3 separate regions of the Homo sapiens genome follow, and regions 1 and 3 are each linked to region 2. A link is a loop called in an ENCODE intact Hi-C map of the cell type or tissue named here. Cell type or tissue: PC-3. All regions are shown on one strand.

Evidence for each region. Hi-C counts contacts between places; a loop is a spot of excess contacts. Peaks named below come from ENCODE experiments on the same cell type or tissue, not always from the same donor. Only the 100,000 strongest peaks of a DNase experiment are listed, where the experiment ranks them.
Region 1: it touches region 2 in a loop (5-fold over the local background); 3 of 110 quality-filtered maps call a loop at or near these places.
Region 3: it touches region 2 in a loop (7-fold over the local background); 5 of 110 quality-filtered maps call a loop at or near these places.

What each region holds. Positions count from the first base shown.
Region 1 is chr18:26,303,203-26,311,202 of GRCh38, reverse strand. The region is part of intron 9 of TAF4B (TATA-box binding protein associated factor 4b); the gene reads right to left. Among named protein-coding and RNA genes, the nearest start is that of TAF4B, 81 kb to the right of the region's middle. In PC-3, a CTCF peak has its summit at 3,852 (motif pointing left); a DNase peak (open chromatin) is centred at 3,822.
Region 2 is chr18:26,477,907-26,485,906 of GRCh38, reverse strand. The region is part of intron 2 of KCTD1 (potassium channel tetramerization domain containing 1); the gene reads left to right. Among named protein-coding and RNA genes, the nearest start is that of LINC01543, 59 kb to the right of the region's middle. RefSeq lists an enhancer at 4,201-5,400. In PC-3, no CTCF peak of the experiment used is centred here; DNase peaks (open chromatin) are centred at 4,796, 7,606 and 7,876; H3K4me3 peaks cover 1,216 bases; H3K27ac peaks cover 5,403 bases.
Region 3 is chr18:26,654,113-26,662,112 of GRCh38, reverse strand. LOC102725227 (a long non-coding RNA gene) reads right to left here and starts at 6,382. Exons shown (of 3, transcript XR_935311.4): 1 at 6,279-6,382. It also overlaps a transcript of KCTD1 not described here. RefSeq lists silencers at 4,747-4,936, 4,947-5,186. In PC-3, CTCF peaks have their summits at 4,979 and 6,152; no DNase peak of the experiment used is centred here; H3K4me3 peaks cover 3,721 bases; H3K27me3 peaks cover 5,028 bases.

The DNA of each region.
Region 1 (8,000 bases), 170 kb after region 2:
TCTGTTATGGTAGTTCTTACTCTGTCTTCTTTTCTAATCAATGTATTTGCCTTAAATTCCAACTAATTTTATTGATCATATTAATCATCTTCATCACCTATCACTGCAGCTTTTTTCCTAGTATGAAACAATGGAAACAACCTAAATGTCCATCATTATGGAACTTTGTTAAAAATATCAAAATCACAGTGAATATGTACTGATGAGACAATCTCCAAGATTACTATTAAGTGGTTAAAAAAAAAACAAAAAAAGCAAAACATTATGTATGTATTATATATTACCATCTGTGTTGAATACTATATCTAGGGAGCTCCATCTTGTCATGTACCATCAATAAAGTATACTGTACCCAAGAAAAAAAAAATACTATACTTAGAACAATACATAAGAAACTGAAAAAAAGTGGTAACTGGTTGGCTCTAGGCTGGGAACCTGGGTAATAGGGGGGATAAAGAAGTCAGGGGAACCCTTACTTTTCCCATTGCATACCTTCTTGTACCTTATAAATTTCGTGTAAAATGTTCACATTACCTACTCAAATAAATGAGTTTTTAAAATATAAACAAAAACTTTTATTTTAAGATCTAGTTATTTCCTTAGATTACTAAATCTGTAATAAAATTAGTTTGCCTTCAATATTCTTTTTTCACCTCTCTCAAGCAGAGCCTCTCTACCACAGTGAGCCAGTAAATTCACACAATATCCTGCTTATTCCTTCTTCTATGCTTTAAAGTTGTTTTTCTCATGGGAATTTCCCTCTCTTCTTATTAACTCAAATGTAGCGTAGCATACTGCAGTACTTCTCAAGCAATAGTGTTTTTAGGAAACACCTAGGAAGTATATTTAAAATGCAGGTCTCAATGTCAAACACACATCCACACAGTACCCATGATTCTCATTTGGTAGGCCTATGATGGAGACCAGGGATTTGGAGTTTTCTAACAGGCACACTTAAATGATCATGATACAAATGGTCTAAGGACCACACTAAGAAAAATACTGAGTTATAAAAATTAAGAGTACTGATTCTAAAGAGGTCAAGGTTTCAGTCCCTGTTCTGACCATTATTAACAGGATGGCTGGGTGCAGTGGCTCACACCTGTAATCCCAACACTTTCGGAGCCCGAGGTGGGCGTGTCTCCTGAGGTCAGGGGCTCAGCACCAACCTGGCCAATATGGTGAAACCCCATCTCTACTAAAAATACAAAAATGAGCTGGGCATGGTTGCATGCCTCTAATCCCAGCTACTCGGGAGGCTGAGGCAGGAGAATCTCTTGAACCCGGGAGGCAGAGTTTGCAACTGAGATCGCGCCACTGCACTCCAGCTTGGGCGACAGAGTGAGACTTCATCTCAAAAATAAAAAATAAAAAATAAATATTAATAGGATGACCATGGACAAGTTTCTTCCCACGTCTATTCATTGATCCCCTTATCTGTAAAATGGGAGTGAAAATGACCCTCTCATGTAATTTTGTGTGAAAACTGTATTAGAAACTAAAACTGCATCAGAAACTAAAAATTGGTATTATTTATTCATTGAAAAATAAGAAATATATATTACCATAAATAACATACTTTAACAAAAATTAACATATCAAAATTTAAAAATAGATCAAGAGTGGTACTGCCTTCTATTTTTACAAATCTTTTTAAAATCCACGGGTCCTCTTGCATTTTGAATGGGATCTGTTACTCAGACATGGTTTTGCAACATCATCCATTGGTAATATGGAAAATACTAGTTCACTGAGTCATACAGTTCTTCCAAATTTAGATTCTAATACATAATCCAAAATTACATGTATCTCCACCAACCAAATCAGAAAATATAACTATTGGAAAGCTGTCAAAGTCATGGTAATAGATATGTTTTGCAAAGTTTTCATTTTTGCTTGATAGCTCCAACTTTATCATTGGCAAAAAAAAAAAAAAAAAAAAAAAAAAAAAAAAAAATACTGTCAGGTTTTTTCCCTAAAGTGACAGACTCACTTCATTCATTTTCATGAAAATGTCTGTCAAATGCTGGTCTATATATACTTATAGTTCCTAAATTTATAATGAACATCAGAAATATGTTCATTATAAGGATTTTTAAAATACAAGTTCCTGCCATACCCAATCCCCAGAGATTTTATTCTAGATTAGATCAGCTCCAGGAACCAAAATTTTAACAAATTCCCTGGGTAACTCTGAGACTGCTGATCTATAGTATACTAGGAAATATTTAGTTATCAATTGTTTCCTGAAGTATGTACTAGCTCTTTCCTATATTCATGTTCTCAGTTCAATTATCAATTTCTTTTTTTTTTTTTTTTTTTTGAGACAGAGTCTCACTCTGTTGCCCAGGCTGCCAGGTTGGAGTGAAATGGCACAGTCTCGGCTCACTGCATCCTCCGCCTCCCAGGTTCCAGCGATTCCCCTGTCCCAGCCTCCCAAGTAGCTGGGACTACAGGCATGCACCACCACACCCAGCTAATTTTGTATTTTTAGTAGAGACAGGGTTTCACCATGTTGGCCAGGCTGATCTCGAACTCCAGACCTCAGATGATCCGCCCACCTCGGCCTCCCAAAGTGCTCGGATTACAGGTGTGAGCCACTACGCCTGGCCTAATTTAATTTCTTAACAAGAAATTTTTAGATTTTTCACACCACAGCATTATAACTGTCTCTTGGCTTTGACCATTCTTGAGAATGCTCATGACAAATAAATAAGATATGCCCTATCTCCTACCTATATAACTTCAACCTTCACTTCATGGTGTACCTACCTCTAACGTCCTCCTTCTCAGTTTATTCTGCACTAAAGTACACAGATAAATTTTCCTGAACATAACTTTACTATGACAACATATGACTAAAAACTCTGAAAGACTTCACAATATAATCTCCAAGTCTTCACTCATATAATTCACTTGGAATGTTCAACAACCTCATTTCTTTTTTCTCTCTCTCTTTTTTATTAAGACACCCAGGCTGGAGTGCAGCGGTGCAATCTCACCTTTCTGCAGCCTTCACTTCCGGAGCTCAGGTCATTCTCCCGCCTCAGCCTCCCAAGTAGCTAGGATTACAGGCGTGCGCCACCATGCCCAACTAATTTTGGGGGGTTTTTTGTTTTTGGCTTGAGTGCAATGGCTCCATCTCGGCTCACTGCAACCTCTGCCTCCCAGGTTCAAGCAATTCTCCCTGCCTCAGCCTCCCAAGTAGCTGGGACTACAGGCGCACCACCACACCCGGCTCATTTTTGTATTTTTAGTGGAGATGGAGTTTCGCCACGTTGGTCAGGCTGGTCTCGAACTCCTGACCTCAGGTGATCTTCCCAACTCAGCCTCCCAGAGTGCTGGGATTACAAGCGTGAGCATACACAAGGACAAACAGACTCGTAATACATAAAACAATGAATTATATATGATGAAAGTTAAATAAGTTAATATACACTAGACAATCTAATTCCTGCAGTATGGAAAAAATGGACATTAAAATTGATGGAGTAATACCATCTATGCAAACAGCACATAATCTGGTCCTATATTATTTTCCAAGAGTGTCTTTTTAAAGTAATAAAAATCACACTAAAACCCCTAGTTGTTAAAACACCTTCACTACCAGATATAGTATATAGATATTATCCATAAATATTTTATTATGTATCTCTAAAATATAAGGACTTTAAATAAATGATCACATAAAAATATTGATATTAATTCCTTATTATCATCACATCTTCAGTTGAAATACGGTTATGCAAACATGCAGAGGTACTATCCTGTTTGCCACTTCTGATTCTGAAGTATGATGGAAAGAACATGAATCTCTGGCACCCTCTGGTGTTTAAGCACAATACAGCTTCCCAAATTCACCCCAGCTATACTGACAAGCAGAATAGAAAACAGAATCTTCTTAGCAGAAAAAGTCACAAATGAATCCCCCCGAAAAGTGTAAGTTAACAAAATAGTTTTTAAAAACTATGAAAATATCATTCTATATTATTAAATGTCATACAGTTTGGTCAAGACAAGAGCTAATATTATTCGCTACTATTTCTTCTTATTTAACAAAAGAGCCAACATCGAGGGTCTATTATCAGTTTCATTTAAAAAGTAACTGAAGTAAGGCTGGGCACGGTGGCTCATGCCTGTAATTCCAGCACTTTGGGAGGCCGAGGCAGGTGGATCACGAGGTCAGGAGATCGAGACCATCTGACCATCCTGGCTAACACGGTGAAACTCCGTCACTACTAAAAAAATACAAAAAAAATTAGCCGGGTGTGGTGGCGGGTGCCTGTAGACCCAGCTACTCAGGAGGCTGAGGCAGGAGAATGGCGTGAACCCAGGAGGCAGAGCTTGCAGTGAGCCGAGATCGTGCACTGCACTCCAGCCTGGGAGACAGAGTGAGACTCCATCTTAAAAAATAAATAAATAAATAAATAAATAAATAACTGAAGTGATGTAAGTATCCAGGGAAGCAAAATTAAATTTAAAAAGACATCACTATGAAAAGATATGCATAAAGCCATGTGTGACTGTGAATTACTAGAAAGTACTGTACAAAAATGAAAAGTGCACCTTTGTACAAAAATATCTAAGAAATAGCTGAGATTATAAATACTCCTTTTCCAAAACTCACCATTTCAACAAATATTTGAATGCCTATTATGAAACAGGCATTGTTCTAAACACTCGGTATACATACAATGGTAAACAATCATTGTAAGCTTTCATAGACGATTAAGAAGAAGTGGGAAATACATGGAAGCAGGGGTAAACAAATAAATGAACAAAATAATTTTAGATAAGTACCTCAAGACAGCAGATATCACTGTGGAAGCTACTTTATGTTGGTTGGCCAAGCAAAATTTACCTCTCTAAGGAGGTAGATTTGATATATGAAAGACCATGTCATATGAAGACTGAGGGACAGCTTTCACTGCATACCACATCAAAAACTATACAGTGGGTTTTATCAAAATCTCACATAACCCATAAATATACGCCTATGTACCCCCCAAAATTAAACATTAAAAACATTAAAGAAAATAATAAATAAATAAAATTGTACATCAGGACCATGACTAGTGTGTCCGAAGAACAGAAAGGAGGCAAACATGGAGCACGGATCCCTAACACCACAGACCGTGATCCTTGCAATTCAGTTTTTCTGAATATGAGAGATAATTTGCTTATGCAATGGCTTTTCAGTTTTTCTGTTCCCTACAACCTTACCAAATTCTAACAAATATAACCATGGTTTCAGATGGGAATCTTCTATATCGTAAAAAGAAAATTCTTTAAGCCAATTCTCTGCCCCCACCACCCAAATTAACCTAATCACACAATTCTATACAAACTTCATGGAACTGCCATGCTGATTCTAAAATTCATGCACGAGAGAAAAATAACAAGTAAAATTAAGATACCTTCGATAAAAAGGAATATAGAAAAAGGACTTACTTTAACTATGGGCTAGATAAATAAATAAAGATGTTATAACAATCGAAAACACCAAAATAGTAATATCAAAACAAAACAAATATTTGGGAGGCCGAGGCAGGTGGATCACCTGAGGTCAGGAGTTTGAGACTGGCCTGGCCAACATGATGAAACCCCGTCTCTACTAAAAATACAAAAATAAGCTGGGAGTGGTGGCGCGTGCCTGTAGTTCAGCTACTCGGGAGGCTGAGGCACGAGAATCGTTTGAACCCAGCAGGTGGAGGTTGTGGTGAGCTGAGATCGCACCACTGCACTCCAGCCTGGGCAACAGAGTGAAACTGTATCTCAAAAAATAAAATAAAATAAAACAAAAACATATCACTAAAATGAAATTTGCCCTTTTTTAAATGGGAATTTACTATAAGATAAAGGTGGCATTGCAAATAAGAAAGTTAAAGATGATGAACTCTTTACTAACTATTGCTCAGACAATTCATTTGAGGAAAATTTAATCTCTGCCTCACACATTTACAAAAATAAAATCAAGAATTATTGAAGATATAAAGGTAAATATCTGTATTTGAGGTAAGTGCATACAAGTATCTTAGAAGAAGATACAGAAGGCACATCATTCTGGGCTCATAATACGAAAGGATACATTAGAATTCAAAAGCCATAAAGGAAGAGACTGCTAAACTTTATACTGTAATTTAAATTTTCCATATATGAAACACTAAAAACAAATTTCCAAGTTAAACAAAAAACTAGGAGAAAAATACTTACAATGTATATATCAAAGAATTACTACTGTCCAGCATATGTACATAAGTCTGGAAAGCAATAAGTAGTCAACAGATAAATGGGCGAAAGTAATAAGTCAGAAATTTCCCAAAGAAAATACTTATAGTGACATTTTTCCTTCAGGCAGTAAGTGGACTAGATTTACTGAGGAGCAATTACACAGCATAAGACATTTTCATTCCATTGTTTGGTTCACAGGACCTGTTAAAAAAAAGGTGTCAGTAAAAATCAGCAATAAGCATATCCTAAAGGAAGAATTGCCTCAAGGGCAAATGACTGTGGCTAGCACTAGTTCTTGATTACAATGGGAAAAGTGTATCTGAGACTCCTGGGTAAGTCAAGTTCCCAGGAAGAAGACTAAAGTGGTTCCAAGTCAATAGTAATCCCTGGGTCTACTAGAAACAGTCACAAATCCTCTCTGGAAGAAAGCAAACTCAGTTTAGACCCTCAGGTTTAATCTGATTTACCTGTCCCACAAAGTTTTAGATTTATTGACTACATTTTTTACTTCTAAAAGTCCTATTTGGTTCTTTTTCAAGTATTTGCAGTCATTTTTAAAAATAGTTTCTTGCTCATTCTTGAGATTCCGTATTTTATTTTTAAATACTTTATACTATTTTTTAACACTTACTATTTGATCATCCTATGTTTGAAGTCACTGGAATTCCAAATGTATTACTGTTTCCCTGTAGCTTGACTCAAGGATACTTCCTTGCATGTTTATCTTTAAATGTGAACATATATTTTATATGAACACCCAAAAACAATGGAATAACATCTTCAAAGCAAAAAAAAAAAAAAAACAGTCGACCTATAATTCTAATCTCAATCTTGACATTGTCTATATAAATAATCTAAAATCATCTAGAAATTATTAGAAATAATAACAAGGCTGTTGGTATATGATTTTTTTAAGTCCTGAATTTCTCTATGCTAGTAAAAGAAAAGGCAGTTACCAAAAATATTACTTATAATAACAACAAGAAAGATATCTAGGAATAAATCTAACAGATAAATGCAACAAATCATGCAGAATCTGCATAAATAAAATTATACTACTTTATTGAAAGATGTTTAAAAAGGTATATATAATGGAGATATAAATCATGTTCATAGAAGGATCCAAATTATAATAAATCAGCTGGAAGACAGTGGGCCTATGGACTCAGGCCACGCCAATTCAAATTCTAACAGATTACTGGTAGAATTTAACAAGTTGATCATTAAATGTATAGGGAATAGCAAAAGCCCAAGTAGAGCCAAGGAGTATGAAAGTGGAGGGAGTATGAAAGTGGAGGGGGTATGAAAGTGGAGGGGGTATGAAAGTGGAGGGGGTATGAAAGTGGAGGGAGGATGAAAGTGGAGGGAGGATGAAAGTGGAAGGGGTATGAAAGTGGAGGGGGTATGAAAGTGGAGGGAGGATGAAAGTGGAGGGGGTATGAAAGTGGAGGGAGGATGAAAGTGGAGGGGGTATGAAAGTGGAGGGAGGATGAAAGTGGAGGGGGTATGAAAGTGGAGGGGGTATGAAAGTAGAGGGAGGATGAAAGTGGAGGGAGGATGAAAGTGGAGGGAGGATGAAAGTGGAGGGAGGATGAAAGTGGAGGGAGGATGAAAGTGGAGGGGGTATGAAAGTGGAGGAGGTATGAAAGTGGAGGGAGGATGACAGTGGAGGGGGTATGAAAGCGGAGGGAGGATGAAAGCGGAGGGAGGATGAAAGTGGAGGGAGTATGAAAGTGGAGGGAGTATGAAAGTGGAGGGGGTATGAAAGT
Region 2 (8,000 bases):
TAGCGGAGTACTTGATACTCTTAATACATGTTAGCTATTTTAACATTTTTTTCTCTGAATAGCAATTATTATTGTGAAATGGAAAACACATTATGGAGTTTTAAATTAAGAGACTAAGGAGTGTATCAGAAATACCTCCAAATATAGAACAGTGTTGAGAGGAGGGTGGGCGTGGGCTGTGGGGCAGGTTCTGTGCATATGCTCATGCTTGCCTGCCCAAATAAAAAGCAAGGGAAAACCTAAACAGAAACTGTTCTAGCTGAAAAAAATACTAAATTGGGCTTCCCAGGGAGGTTATGATGATCTGATCCTCAACTGATTTTAGACAAATAGCCATTTACCCTAGAAATCATGTTTAAACAAACACTCAAGTCAGAGAACAGGCCCAGGTGATCTTAAAAGTTTTCTTTCAATTCAAGATGCATGCAGGATTTTCTATTCAGTCAGAATTCTGTTTTGGCATAGCACACTGTCTCCCAAGGATGCAAATCTGTCAGCATTTACCAAGGCCACGCACAGTGCTTTACTGAGCAGCAGAATGGCCACAGTGAGGATGTGGGTCCCAGCTGGGCCCTGCGGTCCAGCTGCCTGGTTGTGAATTCTGGCCTTACCATTGATTAGTTGGCTAGGTGTCCTTGCCTCTAAAATGGGGATAATGGTACCTACCTCATGGAGGTGTCAAGACTCTATACTGTGCCCTGCACAGATGAACACTCAGTTCAATGTAGGGCTTATTAGATATCCACTTATTCCTCATGAGAATTATTTGAGGTAGGTATTATCCCATTGCTCAGGTGAAGAAATCAAAACTCAAGGCAAGTTTCAAACCCAGGTCTATGGGTCTTGGAGCTGAACATGCCAGGAAGTTCCTAAGACATGACTGAAGGACTGTGCCAAAACTCTTGTGAATAATGGCGCCCTTATCTACCCCGCTCAGGTCAATACTGAGAGAAATGCTCCTCACTGGCTGTGTCTGTACGTCACCCATCAAACATCATGTTCTTTCCTGCCTCCGTGGCCTCCCTTCAGCTGAGCTCTTGGGCTAAAATCTCTTCTCCAAGCCCCTGTGCCCTTCCCCTTACTCCAAACCCTGCAGAGTCATTGCCTCCAGCAGGAGGCCTTCCCTGCCTGCCTAGGCCGGCTGGTTCCCTCTCCTCTGTCCTTCCGTGACACCCAGTGGGACCATATCATGCCCAGTTTAAGGCCCCAAAGAGCACAGGGAACATGGTGGGCATTCAGTAAATGAAGAAACAAAAAGTCTACTTATGTCAATTCTAAAAAGATTCAGTTTCATTGTAATAGTACTTTTCATAGTAAACAGTCAATGTAACCCTCTAATTTTTAAAAATTTTCTAACCGAAGTCAGGGGAGGATTAATAAGCTTACCAGAGAATCAGCTACCCCCGAGTGGCCCTGAGCCCTCAGTGATGGATTCTACAAAACGCCGAGTTCCTGACTTGTTATTGCACTCATACTTTTTCTTATATTTCAAACTTGCCTTTCCTTTCTCCCCTACTTTCTTCAGTTCTATGTATCATTTAAGAAAATGATGCCACCTCAGGGAACAGGTACTAGAAACATTATCTCCTCATAAGTAGATATAATTTGTTTTGTTTGTTTTTACTTAGAAGGTATTTTCCCCCTTCTCTTAAATTACTTCTATCCATTTCTATAACAAGCTCTGAATTAATTTTTATCTGTGTTCATGAAATATAGATGAAATTTCTTGAGTCTGGAAATCTTAAAGAGCTAGTCCTAGAATTTTTAACAGTTATAATACTTTAAACGAATTAAATGCTGTTTATGATAATGCAGACTTCTGAAACAACAAATTGACTGATGATATTTTTTACACTATAATTATCTCCAGCATCGCATTCCCTTTTTTAACAGAAAAACTTTTTATTATGGACATTTAAAAATATATGCAAAACAGGGAGAATACTTTTCTAAAGGTTTCATATATTAACCTAGCATTTCCTTCCCTTCCCCCCACTTTGTTTCATTCCTCTCTCATCTCAGCAGAAAGGAGGCAAAGGTTGCAACACCATCTCCTCTCTCCACGACTCCTTCCCTTCCTGCTGTCCTGAGTTTAGGTTGCACGTGCGGTGTCAGCTCTGCACATGCCTCTCATGTGTGCACACACACACACACACACATCTCCGTTGTGCATGCCCACAACTTACACACCTTCACCCAGCCTCCACCCTGGATTTGTCTATGTTAGGTTTCAGATATTAGGAAAAAAAGTTGGTTGAGAATCCAAATTAGTAACCATAAAAAAGTATGAAGCTACAAGTGCTTCCAAAAACAAAATGGTTCAATAGAAAAATACTCAGGCTGGGCGTGGTGGCTCATGCCTGTAATCCCAGTACTTTGGGAGGCCTTGGTGGGCAGGTTACCTGAGGTCAAGAGTTCAAGACCAGCCTGGCCAACATGGTGAAACCCCAACTCTACCAAAAATACAAAAACTAGCCGGGCGTGGTGGCAGGTGCCTGTAATCCCAGCTACTCGGGAGGCTGAGGCAGGAGAATCACTTTGACCCAGGAGGCAGAGGTTGCAGTGAGCCGAGATCATGCCACTGCACTCCAGCCTGGGTGATAGAGCGAGACTCACTCTCAAACAAAAAGAAAAAAGAAAAGAAAGAAAAATACTCTTTAAATCAGATTTTTTAAAATTAATTCCCTGCTGAGTGGTGGGCTCACAGCAGATTGTTCTTCTGTTTTGCTGCTCCTTCACCGTCTATACTTTTCCAGTTGACAACATAAGCAGGTATCACTTTTATAATTAAATATCTCCAAATGCTAAAGATGTCATTTGTAAGTAGCCTCTGAATCTCTTAGCCAGCAAAATAATTCTGGACCAGAAACTAAATGAAATCTTTTCCTAAAGTCCAAACCATATGTCCCATGGCTTGGAAGCCTAGACATAGAGAAAAAGAGGCATTTCTTGGCAAAGGAGAGCCAAATGGATAAAAGGGCCCAACCACCCGGGCCCTTCCCTTTTCTCGCCATCCTCATCCTGTGGTCCATCTGTCTTTGCACTTCTTTCCCCAGCCTCACCCCTGAGCAGGATGTCTCCACCCTCTCTGGGTTGGTCCATCCTGCAGCAATGCAGATGAGCCCTCCCTCTGTAATTACCATGCATGGACCACAGGGGAGAGTTGAAAGGATTAACCTGCTGGCCTCTCGGTAAAGCCAGGCCTGGTGTCGAGTTACATGCCTTGGTTCATGAGGTGGCATGGGGTGCCCTAGACAGTGCAGCATGGGAAGGGTGGGGGGTACAGAGCCTAGAGCCAGAAGACAGCTTCGGCAGAATTGGCAGCCTCTTCAAGCTAAACTTCCTTAGCTGTAAAGTGACAAATCCCGTAAGAGTTTTCAGGATTAAGTGTAGGGACACAGCACATAATAGAACAAGAGCTGCAAGGTAAGTGGAGATGAAACCTCATGTGTACTACTCTTCCCAGAGGTTTCCATTGCCCTGAGAATCCTCTTTCCCATCCCTCCTTAGGCCTCTTTATGATTGTACCAGCAGTTTGAAAGGAACCTCAGGAGTCTTGGGGTGTTTCAGTTTGGTTTGGTTCAGTTCAGTGTAGGGTATCTTCTCAGTCTACCAATGATTTCCTTGACCTCATTTTAAAGATTAAATGAGATATAAACCCTTAAAGCAGCCAGCTCACTCTTTGGCACATAATGCTATTCAATGAGTAGTAACTGGCATTAGAGCCATTGTCCCCCGTAAGCTTGAAGTTGACCATTGTGCCAATCACCACAGGGGCAGCATGGTGGGGTCTGGAGCCACCTCTGTGTCTACCCAGCCATGCATCCTTGAGTGTTACATATTTGTGACTCGGTGTCTCCATTTGTAAATGAGAGGCTGAACTTGGTTGTCCTGGAGATCCTTCACAGTTTAAGAAAGTATGCTCTGACACTTCAGAATGACAGGGTCTCAATTGATGTTGACTTGCCTCCTCGTTGGTCTCTCTGCTCAACCTCCTTTACACTGGTTCTCAACTCAGTTGAGACTTGGAGAGTTTTTTTTAAAAAAAATACAGATGCCTGGGCTTCATTCCCAACCAATTACATCAGAATAGCTGGGGATGGGGGCCCAGCATCATTATTTTTTCAGAGTTGCCCAGGTGATGCCACTGTGTAGCCAGGGTTAAGAACCACTGCATTATGCAAATGATGTAGTCAAAGCAAGGCAAAACAGACAGGATTTGGATAAGCCAGAAGCTGTGTCTGTGAGAAGGCGTGATTTCAGATGTGGCACCTTGACTGTCTCACTCCTAAATGTGCTCTTTTACTTACTGTCCCTGACAACATAGCCTGACACCAGTCGCTATTGCCCTTGAGACCAAATCTAAACTCCTTGACCCGGCTCACATGGCTTTTTACGATCTGGCTTCTGCTGCTTCAGCCTCATTTTTCAGCCAGCCTGACTACACCCCAATAGAGAGTAATCACATGGCAGGGTTTGGCTACAAGCCTTTGTATCTTCCGCACCCTTCTCCCTGCTTACCTAACCTTACCTCCTGCCCCTGTACCTGGCCAACTTCTTCTCCTTCAGGTCTCCAATGAGCTTTCTCTTTCTTCCCTGCCAACCCCAGATTGAGTTAGGTGAGCCAGGTGCACCTCCTGAGCCCACTGTGCACACCCAGTGACACACTTGATCACACTGCACTTGACCCACACTCCCAGCCCCGACGACTTAAATTCCACAAAAGCAAGGACTGTGGCTTATTTACTACTGCATCCCCTGTATCTGGCATAGTGAGCCCCCACTAATACTGGTGGAAAGAGTGAATGAGTAACTGAATGATTACACAAGAAACAAAGAAATTCTTAAGAACCTGAGTCACAGGAAATTAGAGATATCAGGTCCATAAAATGAATGAATACACAAGAAAAAATTCTTAATGAATGATTCACGCTAAGCCAAATGTAGGATCCTAGCCCCATACTCTCTTTGACTTAAGACCATTCTTTAATGCACAGTGTGGACAGCACACGATGCCAGGGAGAGTGGAGAGAACCAGACTCACTTCCCACCAAATGGGCTTGGTTTCCTCAGAGATTAGGTCTTGCATTATTTGCTCTATAAACAAGAGTAATCAACAGAGTGCTAATTTTTTTTTTTTAAGACAAAGTCTCGCTCTGTTGCCCAGGCTGGAGTGCAGTGACATGATCTTGGCTCACTACAACCTCCATCTCCCGGGTTCAGGCAGTTCTCTGCCTCAACCTCCCGAGTTGCTGGGATTACAGGTGCGTGCCACCACGCCCGGCTAATTTTTGTATTTTTAGTAGAGACAGGGTTTCACCATGTTGGTCAGGCTCGTCTTGAACTCCTGACCTTGGGATCTGCCCACCTCAGCCTCCCAAAGTGCTGGGATTACAGGCATGAGCCACCATGCCCAAGCCTCAGAGTGCTAATATTAAAAAGCTAATATTGAGTGGAATTCAGTATCTGTCATTTTTAATGAACTTTTTTTTAGTGAACATATTTTGAGTGAACTTTCCAATCTTATTAGTTAATGAAATATGTACAGTAAAATAATACAGTGTTTGAGATTTACCTCAGAATAACCAGTGGAAAGGAGAATGAGGCATAGAGGTAGAGTTGAAACAAAATTAACCAGGAATTGACAGCTTTTGAAGCTGGTTGATGGTCATATGGGGGTTCATTCTATTATTTTCTCTGCTTTGGCATAAGTTTGAAATTGTTCAAAATAAAATGTTTTAAAAAGTAAAAAAAATAGTTAAAATAGTAATGATCATCCTTAAAAAACAAAAAGAAATTGGTGGAAGAAAGTCGTTCTCAGCATTGCCACTTGATTCAATGAGTGAAAAAAAAAAAAAAAAAAAAATTCCAAAACCAGCCATACATCGTCTGGAGCCAGCTTGGTCTTGGCTAGTTGGAAAACAGGAATGTTCTCCAAGGTTAGTAAACTGTAATGAGTTCCACATAGTTTTCAGGCATCAGAGTTTACAAATCACTGCAGTTTGATTTGTAACTCCATTCACATGTCCACAAGAAATACAGCCTGTGCCGATTTTCCCCATTATTTGCTTAGCCAAACAATACTTTTCCACAGCACAGTCCTGCCAATCTCAAAAACCACCCAGGGACGCCATTTTACGACCCTTGGCACCACGTGCCCCCTCCACTGTGTTTTCACAACTCCAACGTTCCTCCTTTTAAAGTTGGCAGAAATCAGCAGCCCTGCGTTTCTTTTTATTACTCCCAGCGTTTGTTGCTTCCAATGGGGAACGTTTTCTTCTCTGAGAGGCTTTCACCTCCGCCAGGCCTGTGCCTCCGCGGCCCAAGCACCCTTCCCTTCCAGCCCTTTCCTCTTTCTCTCCACACCCCTTGCCTGCTCTGCTTCCACGGAGCCCACGCAGCCTTTTCTGCCCTGGCAGCGCGCGTTTTTCAGCCCCTTCCATCGGGTCTGGCCGAGCTGGCCGCCAGCGTTCCCACGGCCTGGCGGGGGGTCTGCGGTTTCACCAGGCAAGGGGGCCCCCGAGACAGGGCCTGGGCCTTTCTTGCTGCCCTTTGACTGGACCCCCTCATAAGAAAAATTCCCTGGCTAGGTTTCCTCTTGTGCTGGGTGGAATTCAGGCCTTCCTCAGCTTTTCGTCTCCTCTGGTCTTGGTGGAGGCCGCCTGAAGAGTCCACTTCTCCCCACTGTCTCTCCCACCCGGACGCCCAGGCGGCCTCTAGGTTATTCGTGGGGCCAGCTCTGCTAGTGCTCGCTTCAGATCTCCCTCTTGCTCTTCTCTTTGCAGCTTTTTTCTATTTTAACTACATTGGAAGTGAAGATGCCTCATTGCATCCACACCCGAGGTTGTTTTTTGTTCTTGGTTTTTGCATCTTAAAAACCATTTAAATGACACTTCTCTCCTATTTTTAGAAAGGTCTATAAACAATGCACCTCCAGGATTGTTCCTTTTTCTCCTTAAATCCTGTGCCTTAGCACTTGCAGTCTTTTAAGAGCTGCTTTTATAGAAATTTTTGTTGACTGGCTTGGAATACTTTCTATTGCTGTGCATTTTTTGAGTTCACCACGAGCACACTGGATTTCCTCATCAACCCTGAGAAAAAGTTAAAGTTATTTTATAAAACAAAGTGAGACTTAATTTTAAAAAAAATGGAGACAGAGAAGTCGATTCACCTAGATTACAGCTAGTAACTAGCCAAACCCCATTCTCATTCCGCACTCCTCAGTCCTGGTTCCTTTACACATTCACCCCGTATAGGTTTATTAATCACTCATTCTGTGCAAGCGTACATCCAAGTCTAGACCTGAAAATGAGAGTTTATCTAAAAATTAAAAAACAGGATTTTTAAAAGAACAAAATACCTACTTTTCCTCTCTTACTAAAGTGACAAGATCACTGATACTGACTTATTTCGGTATAGGTGCTTGGATTTCATTGTAAAATTCTCACTCCACAAATATATGGCAGAAATAAAACTCTAGACCATAAGCTTTCATTCGATATTGGTAATTCTTTTCATTCCAATCGTTGTAAGGGAGGCCCCTTTAGGACCAGACAGACTGTGCACAAATACCCCAATGCTGCTTAACTAGTTGGGCAAGTTAATCATCTTTTCGAGCCTATTTCTTCATCTTTAAAATGAAGATAATGGATTTGTTACATATATAAAGTACTAAGGATGGTACAAGGCATCTGGAAAGCACTTAATATAGCTCCCTTTTCTTCCCCTGTCAACTGGAAATTTATCATGTTATTAAGAGTGAAGAGTAAAATGTTTTAATAATAGGCAAACAAATCTCATTCTTTTTCATCCTGTATCAAATTGTCCTGGAAACACTACAAGTAAGTGACTAAGCATATTTTAGTTTCAGGCCTACTGTTTGATTGATGTGTCAGTGAGAAATGAATGACTAGGTGGCATGCAGTGAAAGAATCCCAGAAAGGTTGTAATCCACACCCTGGATAATCACAGGCAATTCGTGGAAAGTTGGATAAAATGCT
Region 3 (8,000 bases), 180 kb before region 2:
AATTATTTATTTAAAATATAGAAGGTAAGTATCCAGCAAAGAATTTCAAATGCCAGTAATGAATACAGATGCTTCACAACTTTCTCCACACATCTACCTCCTTGTGGACAAACAGATTTCTCAACTGAATAAGACTATCAAAAACAGGTGTCAGGGTATCCAATCATAGTCGGGTTTTATTTCTTCATACATCTGTATTGTTTTACAATGTGCGATTATAACTAGTGTTCGTATTAGACAACCAGAGAAGAAACTTTGATAAAAGACCACATTGGGCCATGGGCCAGGCACGGTGGCTCACGCCTGTAATCCCAGCACTTTGGGAGGCTGAGGTGGGTGGATCACCTGAGGTCAGGAGTTCAAGACCAGCCTGGCCAACATGGTGAAACCCCATCTCTACTAAAACATTAATAATAATAATAATACAAAAATTAGCCAGGCATGGTGGCGCATGCCTGTAATCCCAGCTACTGGGGAGGCTGAGGCAGGAGAATCGCTTGAATCTGGGAGGCAGAGGTTTCAGTGAGCCAAGATAGTGCCACTGTACTCCAGCCTGGGCAACAGAGCAAGGTTCCACCTCCAAAAAAAAAAAAGAGAGACCACATTGATTTAAGGGTCTCAATACAAGGACTTGGTATGTATTTCTGTTTCAGAAATATGCCCATTGGTGTATCTGCAACTATTAGAAGATTTACCTTCTCAGAAGATGAGATATTACAAAGTCAATATTGACAGTGATACAGGAAACTAATAGGTTTTCCAGAGGCTAATTATAAACAGGTGGTGGCTGGGGCCAAACTCCAGGAATCACAAACCCATTTTGTTAGAGCTCATTAATACTTCTATTCAACTCCAGGAAAATGTGCACATTCCGCAGCATTATAGGGGGTTTCAGGTTGGCTGATAATAACCAGGTGATTTTCCCACAAAAAAAACTGACCCAGGGATAAAATAAAACAATATAATTAGCCTTCCCATGCAGCAGGGCCTCTCATGGTAGTCACAGGTGGATTCCGCTGGAGCAATGATGGAAATGCTGTTGTTTAGTGACCAGGTAGGGGAAACTGTGGCAGCCTCACCACAGCTAGTGGTATCTATGCACACCCAGGTTGAGCCCAAGCACTGAGGCATCTCTCTTCTTCCTGATGGAAAGTGCAATGGGATTTTAAAATTTGATCTGAGTGTCTGACTGCTTCAGTGGAGGGCTCTGCAATTTCACATTTCATCTCAGCAGCTAATGTCCAGATCTTGTCAAATCACCGCCAAGAATGTACCACAGGGCTACCCTGGACAAAACCGTGCTGTTCTGTGGCAACTTGCACTCTGAGGGTTCAGTGACTGTGATGCAACCAAATGTGCTTTCCCATGCTAACATTAGAAGGGAGGCTGCTGCTCCCCTCCAAGAACATCTCGTTTTCTCTTCCACAACCGTCGTAGTGCAAACCTTTTTCAGCTGAGCTGCTAGTTTCAATTCAAAATATCCTATCTTGGTTTTTTCTGCGTTTAAAAAGTGGTAGAACTTATTTTGACAGTGAGACCCTGGAAGATGAAAACAGAAAGAAACCAGTTTTCTTCTTGATTGTTTTCTTGCTGACAATTTTATTGCCATTGTCTTCCGTGTGGCTAATGGTTGTTAGGCTGCTGGTCTCATACCAGTTATTTACGAAAAAAAAAGGAAGTTAGATGGATTTTTAATATACTCTTTTTCCGAATTTCTTAAAGATGGAGAAAAAGGTGCTACGGACACCCCAAAATGCAGATTATTAATTAGATAAAAAGTACAAAAGTACTTTCAGGTCATTTTATGATTGCAGAGGCTGACTGAAGTCTGTTAAGTTTGTATCTCGTACTTGGCAAGATATGAACCTGACTTCTCACATGCTATTTCACTGACAGCCTATTTTAAAATTTAAAATAAATTTTCATTACTCTTGATTTAAAGGTCATGAAGTTTACTGATTTCTTTCTATTGCATGGAACAAAATAAATTTTCAAAATATTTTATACAGCCTCAACTTTGAGATCCCTTTGAAATGCAAGAAAATAAAGATCCCCACCACAATAGAATGAAAATTTACCTTCAGTCTATTTGCCACTGGAATTACTACAAGTTCAAGATCAACCAAACAGGTTGAATCACTTTAAAATCTCAATGGCCTAATGTTTTAAAAGATCGTCTTTTTGTAAATGATATCATTCTGGAATATTAAAATGTCTTACAAATGTACATTTCAGAACTTAATTCACTGAAATGAATATTATTCCCTTCAGAGCAGTTATCTTAAAAAGGAAAGCCCTTTTTCCAGTAATAATTTCATTGCTCAAAATTTGAGAACTGTCTTTATTCCTCTTAGGAACTAATAAGAAAACTGTCCTGTTTTTAGTCCTATTTTCTTTTTTTGACTCTAAGTAGCATAAGCCATCTTTCTCATCTACTTAATGTCTAGACCTGGCAATAAATTTTTGTGTTGTTGTTTCCAAAGTTAAATGATCAAAGATCAAAACTTTGTTGCCATCAAAGATATTTAGAAGATTGTGCTACAGGATTTGAGGACAATCTCAAAAAGGGAATTTCAAAAGTACGGTTCAAGCCATGTCAACAAAATTTAGAATGCTATGCTCAACTTTGCAGGGTCAGTGCTTGCAGAGGAACGTCACTCACCTTTCTTCTTGTCCTGCCTCTTGTGGCCGATCCCCTGTCAATGGCTGGCTCCTGACACTGGGCAAGCTGCCTATTTCCCTCGTCTATAAAATGATGCCAAAGGACTAGATGCCTGCAAAGGATCTTTCCAGTTCTAAAATTCTAGGACAATGATGCATGGTTCTCTATGTGACACTTGATTGTTTTTGTTTGTTTGTTTTTAATTAAAAGTCACTTTAGGCCACACCTTTAATGTGTTCAGTCATCATATCAGTGATTGGGGATATTTCTTCCATAGTCTCTTTTCTTCTCACACTCTCCTGTATTAACATTTAGTGCCATTTAGGGGCAAGAACAAAGTTTTTATTCCATTGAATTTAGGGCTTGTGGACATTTAAAATTTTTTATTGTAGATCAGAGAATGTATCAACCTTGTGTGTGGGGATAGAGAGAAAAAGAATGTGCAAAGATTCTCATGTAATATAAACTTGTTACATTAAAAAAAATCTGCCAACACCCCTGGTTCTCATTATGATGTTAATCTTTCATGTATTATGCACTAATCTGATTGACTCTATTTACTTTTTAAAAGCTCGGTCCTTCCCTTTTCTGTTGGCATTGCAGCAGTTGCTTACCTTAAAGGAAAAATGATGGTTAAAAAATACTTCCTGTGAAATGCTGCCAGTTGCAGGTATTTGCAGGACATGTCTGGTTCTATTTAGGGTTACTTTCTTTCTTTAGCATCCTTGGCCATATAACCTGATCTTTTCCATAAGAAATGTCAGCAAAGTCTTTGAATTAATGAACTGTGAAGTGCTCAAAAACATACCATTTCAAAAAGTATCCTACAAGGATATAACAGTAATGGGAGGTGATCCTTGAGTTTATAACCAAATATCCCACCCTAACTAAAAAGAACTAAGATAACCACTGGCCCAGGCACAATCTCCCTGAACAAAGACCTAGAGAGGAAGAACTGATGAGGAGTGGGGGAGGTCAGAACCAGAGTAACAATCTGGGGAAATGTATTTATGTTAGCCTGTCGAGCTCTGTTGAGCACTTCCGTCAAATAATGGAATTATACAACCCCCCCTATAAAAGATACCAGGTGGAGAATAGCAAAGAGAAGGGAGGAGGAGGTGAGGTGTGTTCAGAAGGTTGATCAAATAAAACTGAATGGTAGGTCCTTGGCTACACCAAATGTGGGTTTTGTTTTCTTTTAATTTTGCCATTAAAAAAAATGCGGTGTCACTCCTTCAATCTTTCTACAATTCTGCATGGTTGAACATTTGAAATGAGTTTGTGTATCACCCTCAGGCGCTGATTCAGACTTGATTGGGGCAAAGCAGACTGCATGTGCTTATTTTTATCCACGTCATTTGGGACGTTATGTCGCCAAAGGAACCAAAAATGTGCTGCTCTATTGCCAAATTATCACCTATCCTTTTATCAGACAGGGCGATGATCCTCAACAAGTTGTGCGACCTTAGTGTAACAGCAATGTCAGGTCAACTTGAGAAAGTGAAGAGAGAGCCCTAGACACAAATAAAAAGAAACAACCAACAATCCTTATAATTATCATCATCTGCTGCTTTTCCCTCTTTTGGCAAAGAAACACTCCATCCATTTGCAGAAATCGCCCGCGGAAACGTTACATCAAAACTAATCACAACGATTAAAATCAGCTTTTCTGTGCAAGAGGAGGGTAAAAAGCAAGTTAGAGGCTGGAATGAGACTGTTTTTCCACCAAAAAAAAATCTGGAAAAAAATTTCCTATGTGTATATTTCTCTATACGTATATGTAGAGCTTTATTTTTGAAGGAGATCAATTGTTTGCCCTGTGATCGGTTAATTTGATTTAAGTTTTATTTTGGAGATTGATTTAGACTAGAGGTAGAGGCATGAGCTAATTGTATCCTGATCCTTGCCTTGAGGGGTTTCAAAGCCCTGGAGCAACTCTTCTCTGTATTTTGTTCTGTCTACCTTAGCCAAGCTATTGCATTTCTCTCTGGTGTGGCGAGCCGAGCAGATCGCTGGGAGAGAAATCGGAAAAGGGGGGAGAGGAAAAGGAAAAGGGGACTTGGAGAGAGACTTTGTGCTTCAATGTTTCAGGTAAGATCTGACGGTTTGGGTTTGTTATTATTTGCTAAGGAGGGTATGGCTGGGACTTTGGGCGCAACTCGCTTTTACGCATGTGCCAGGCATGGGGCGAGAGCGCGGCACACTCGCACACACGCCGCCCGCCGCGGCGGGCGACTAGGAATCCGCTTGGACCCGCGGCGGGGCAGGGGCCGCCGCCTCCTCCGGGGCTGCCGCTCCCGGTTCTCGGCTTTCTTCCTCCAGTGGGAGCTGGCGAGAGCAGGGCGGAGCAGAGCGGGCAGGAGGAGCGGGTGCGGCCAGCAGGGGCCGCGGCCGGGGGCCGGGTTTCCGGATCTCTGGGCCGGGTTCCGGATCTCGGAGAGGAGCCGCCGTGGCTCTGGGAGCCCGTGCCAGAGCCGCCCGCCCGCCGCTCCGCGCGCCAGCCTCCCCGCGGCCGCTCCGCCGCGGCTCTCCCCCGCCCTCCCCGAGCCCCTCCCTCCTCCCCCGAGCCCCGCGCGTCCCTTTCTTCCCCGGCGCAAAGCTCCGCGCCCGCAAACCGGCCCCGCCGAGAGCGCCCAGCGCCGCGGGGGCGCCCAGAGCCAAGCGCACATCTCTGCGGGGCGCGCAGGGGGCGGCGGCGCCCGGGGCTGCGCTCCTGCCGGGGGTAGGGGCCCCGCCGCCCCCTTCTCGCAGGCAGCCTCGGCGGCGCCCCCGGACGCCCCGTGAAAGACGCCATTGTGGCGGCCGAGCGGACTGGGGCCCGGGGCGGTTTTTCCTTCCCCCTTTTGCCCGGGCCGGACCACGCCGCTCCCCTTTGTGGGCCGCGGCCGGTGCCCGGCGCTCTTCGTCGCCGGCCGGGCTGGTCCAGATTCGCCGCCTCCGCCCACCCAGGCGCCTTTAAAGCCCCCTCCCACTCCCTCCCATCTCCAGCCCTCCTCCCCCTTTTGGATGCAAACGTTTCATTTATTTTTAAAAAGCTCTTATTCCTCTTCCTCCCCACCTCCTCCCCGGATAAAGGGCACAGCACATGCTCCGGATTAGAAGTCTCCTTGGGAGGCGGGGAGGGGGTGGGGGCGGCGCTGGGACGGGGGAAGGATGCGAGCGCTGCAGGTAATGGCTGTGGCTTTGCTGCGCTCGCCTCTTCCCGGCGCTGCGGTCAGCGCCAAGTCAGGAGCCCGCATCCTTCCCTCCCCTCCTGGCGGCCTAGGTTCCCTTAAAGGGACAGTTTCCCGGCCGCCTCTGGCCTCCGCCGTCTGAACCAGCGCTCGGGGCGCAGAGGTGGGCGGGAGGGATTCAGTTTGGCTCCTTTCTGACCTCTTTCCTCCTCCGCCCCCCCAACTGCCGCCGCCCCCCTACCCACTCCCGCCACCCTTCTTTATTGAATGTGAAGTGTGCTTCCTCTCCCGCCCCCAAGAGGGACCTGGCTGGAAAACAGTCCGCGCCTCCTGGAAAAAGAACGGGGTGGGGGGCGCGTAATGGTGAATTCGCGTTAAAAGTGAGGTCGAGCCCCAAAACATCCAGGAAGAGGAAAGCAGACCTGGGTGCAGGAATCCCTTACCTGCACGCGCGCTCCGCACAGCCGCCCCGCCACCGCAACTTGCGAACTGTCGCGGGTAGACAGTCTGCCTTTGTGCTTTCGAACACTTGCACTGTCGTGGAAATGATTTTCTGGTATCAAAACGTTTTCAGTGACTGTGCTTCGGGGTTCGGCTGGGCGGAAGCCAACTAAGTTAGCAAAGTCGCAAATGGGGCCGTTGGCTTTGTACGTGGAGAATGGCACACCAGAACTGTCCAGGATCCCAGTGGCACTGGCTTCTTCGCTAAAAGGTGCACCGCAGTAGGCAGGAGTAATTTGGTACAAATGTATTACCTTTTAGATAATAGAACTGGCTGCTTTCAAGCAAATCCTTGACTATGCGGTATGTGTGCGTGTGTGTGTCTGTGTGTGTGTGTGTGTATCCTGAGTGGTACTGGGAGACATAACAGTTTAACATATTCTTTAAGAAACGTTTGCCTTCTGTTTTCAATCAACTAAGCTGGCAGCTAGAGATACAAGTTTATTTGAGAATACCCTCTGGGTACCAAGCATGCTTGGATTGTTTTAGCAAATTAAAAATGAGCAAAATGCTTTTACCTTCTCAGCAGTAGACTCCTTAAGAGACCTCCTGTTTTGTGTGTATGTGTGCGTTTTTTTAGAGAAACATTTTCTGTGTATATCTCAAATGTGTTTTTAATGTGGAAAAGGAGAAAATAAAGGATTTTAAAAGGCTGAGGCTGATGCTGTAGAATGATTCATTAAACCTGATTCTGCATCAAGGAATTCACCTACATATATGGGAATCTGTGGCAACTAATAGCCTACTTGGTGAATTTAAAATAGCAGTGGATCCGTTTGTCTCCTGGATAATGGGCAGTGTGCCGATTTATTCCTCGTGTTTGTATTTGTGTGGCATTTGGCTTACTACGAGGGGCTGATATTCAGGAAACTAAAACACTGACTGCAACAGTTTGACTCGGGAGTCCTGCTGCTGCCTGAATGGAAAGAATTGTGAGCAGTGGTTATGATGACAGTAGGTTAAATGTTTACTAATTAGGTTGCAAAGGTGACCATGAAACTTTAAAACTTTGCATCACGGAGAAAACTTCATTGGGTTAGGCTTATGTTAAGAAGAAGGTATCTAATTAGGCAAAAATGTCACACAGCCGGGAAGAAATTTTGAAATGAATTGAGGGTGAAAGATATTTGTCAAAAATCTCCCACCACAGTATGCAAAACGACTGCAGTGATTTTGCTGTATTAATTATGCCTGAAGCACAATATATAAAGTTCTCCAACACACACTAGATGTCTCTCTTCTAGCTGTAAGATTTTTGTGTTTGTAATTCTTTGCCAGGGCTTGCATAGTAGGGGTGCACAGTAATAGCTTGTTTCATATTTACTTAAGTAATGTGATTTACCGACCATTCAACTTACTCTGATGTGAGATATTTATTTTGGGGGAAGCCTTCAGTAATCATTGTACAAATTATGCCACTTAAGTATTAGGAAAGTAACTTCAGTAAGACTTCAACTAGATGATGATGAAAGCGTATTATTCGATTTGCGTTGAATAATGCATTATGGACCTTTTGGCATCAAATTATTTATCCAAAGCAATTTAGGTTTTTAAATGTAAGAGTAATTAGTGACAGATGTATTTTATCAGAGAACTTTCTTAAACTTCCATTTAGCTCTGCATTTAGCAATAACAATTGCTTGCACAAATGCTTTCTTGTCTTA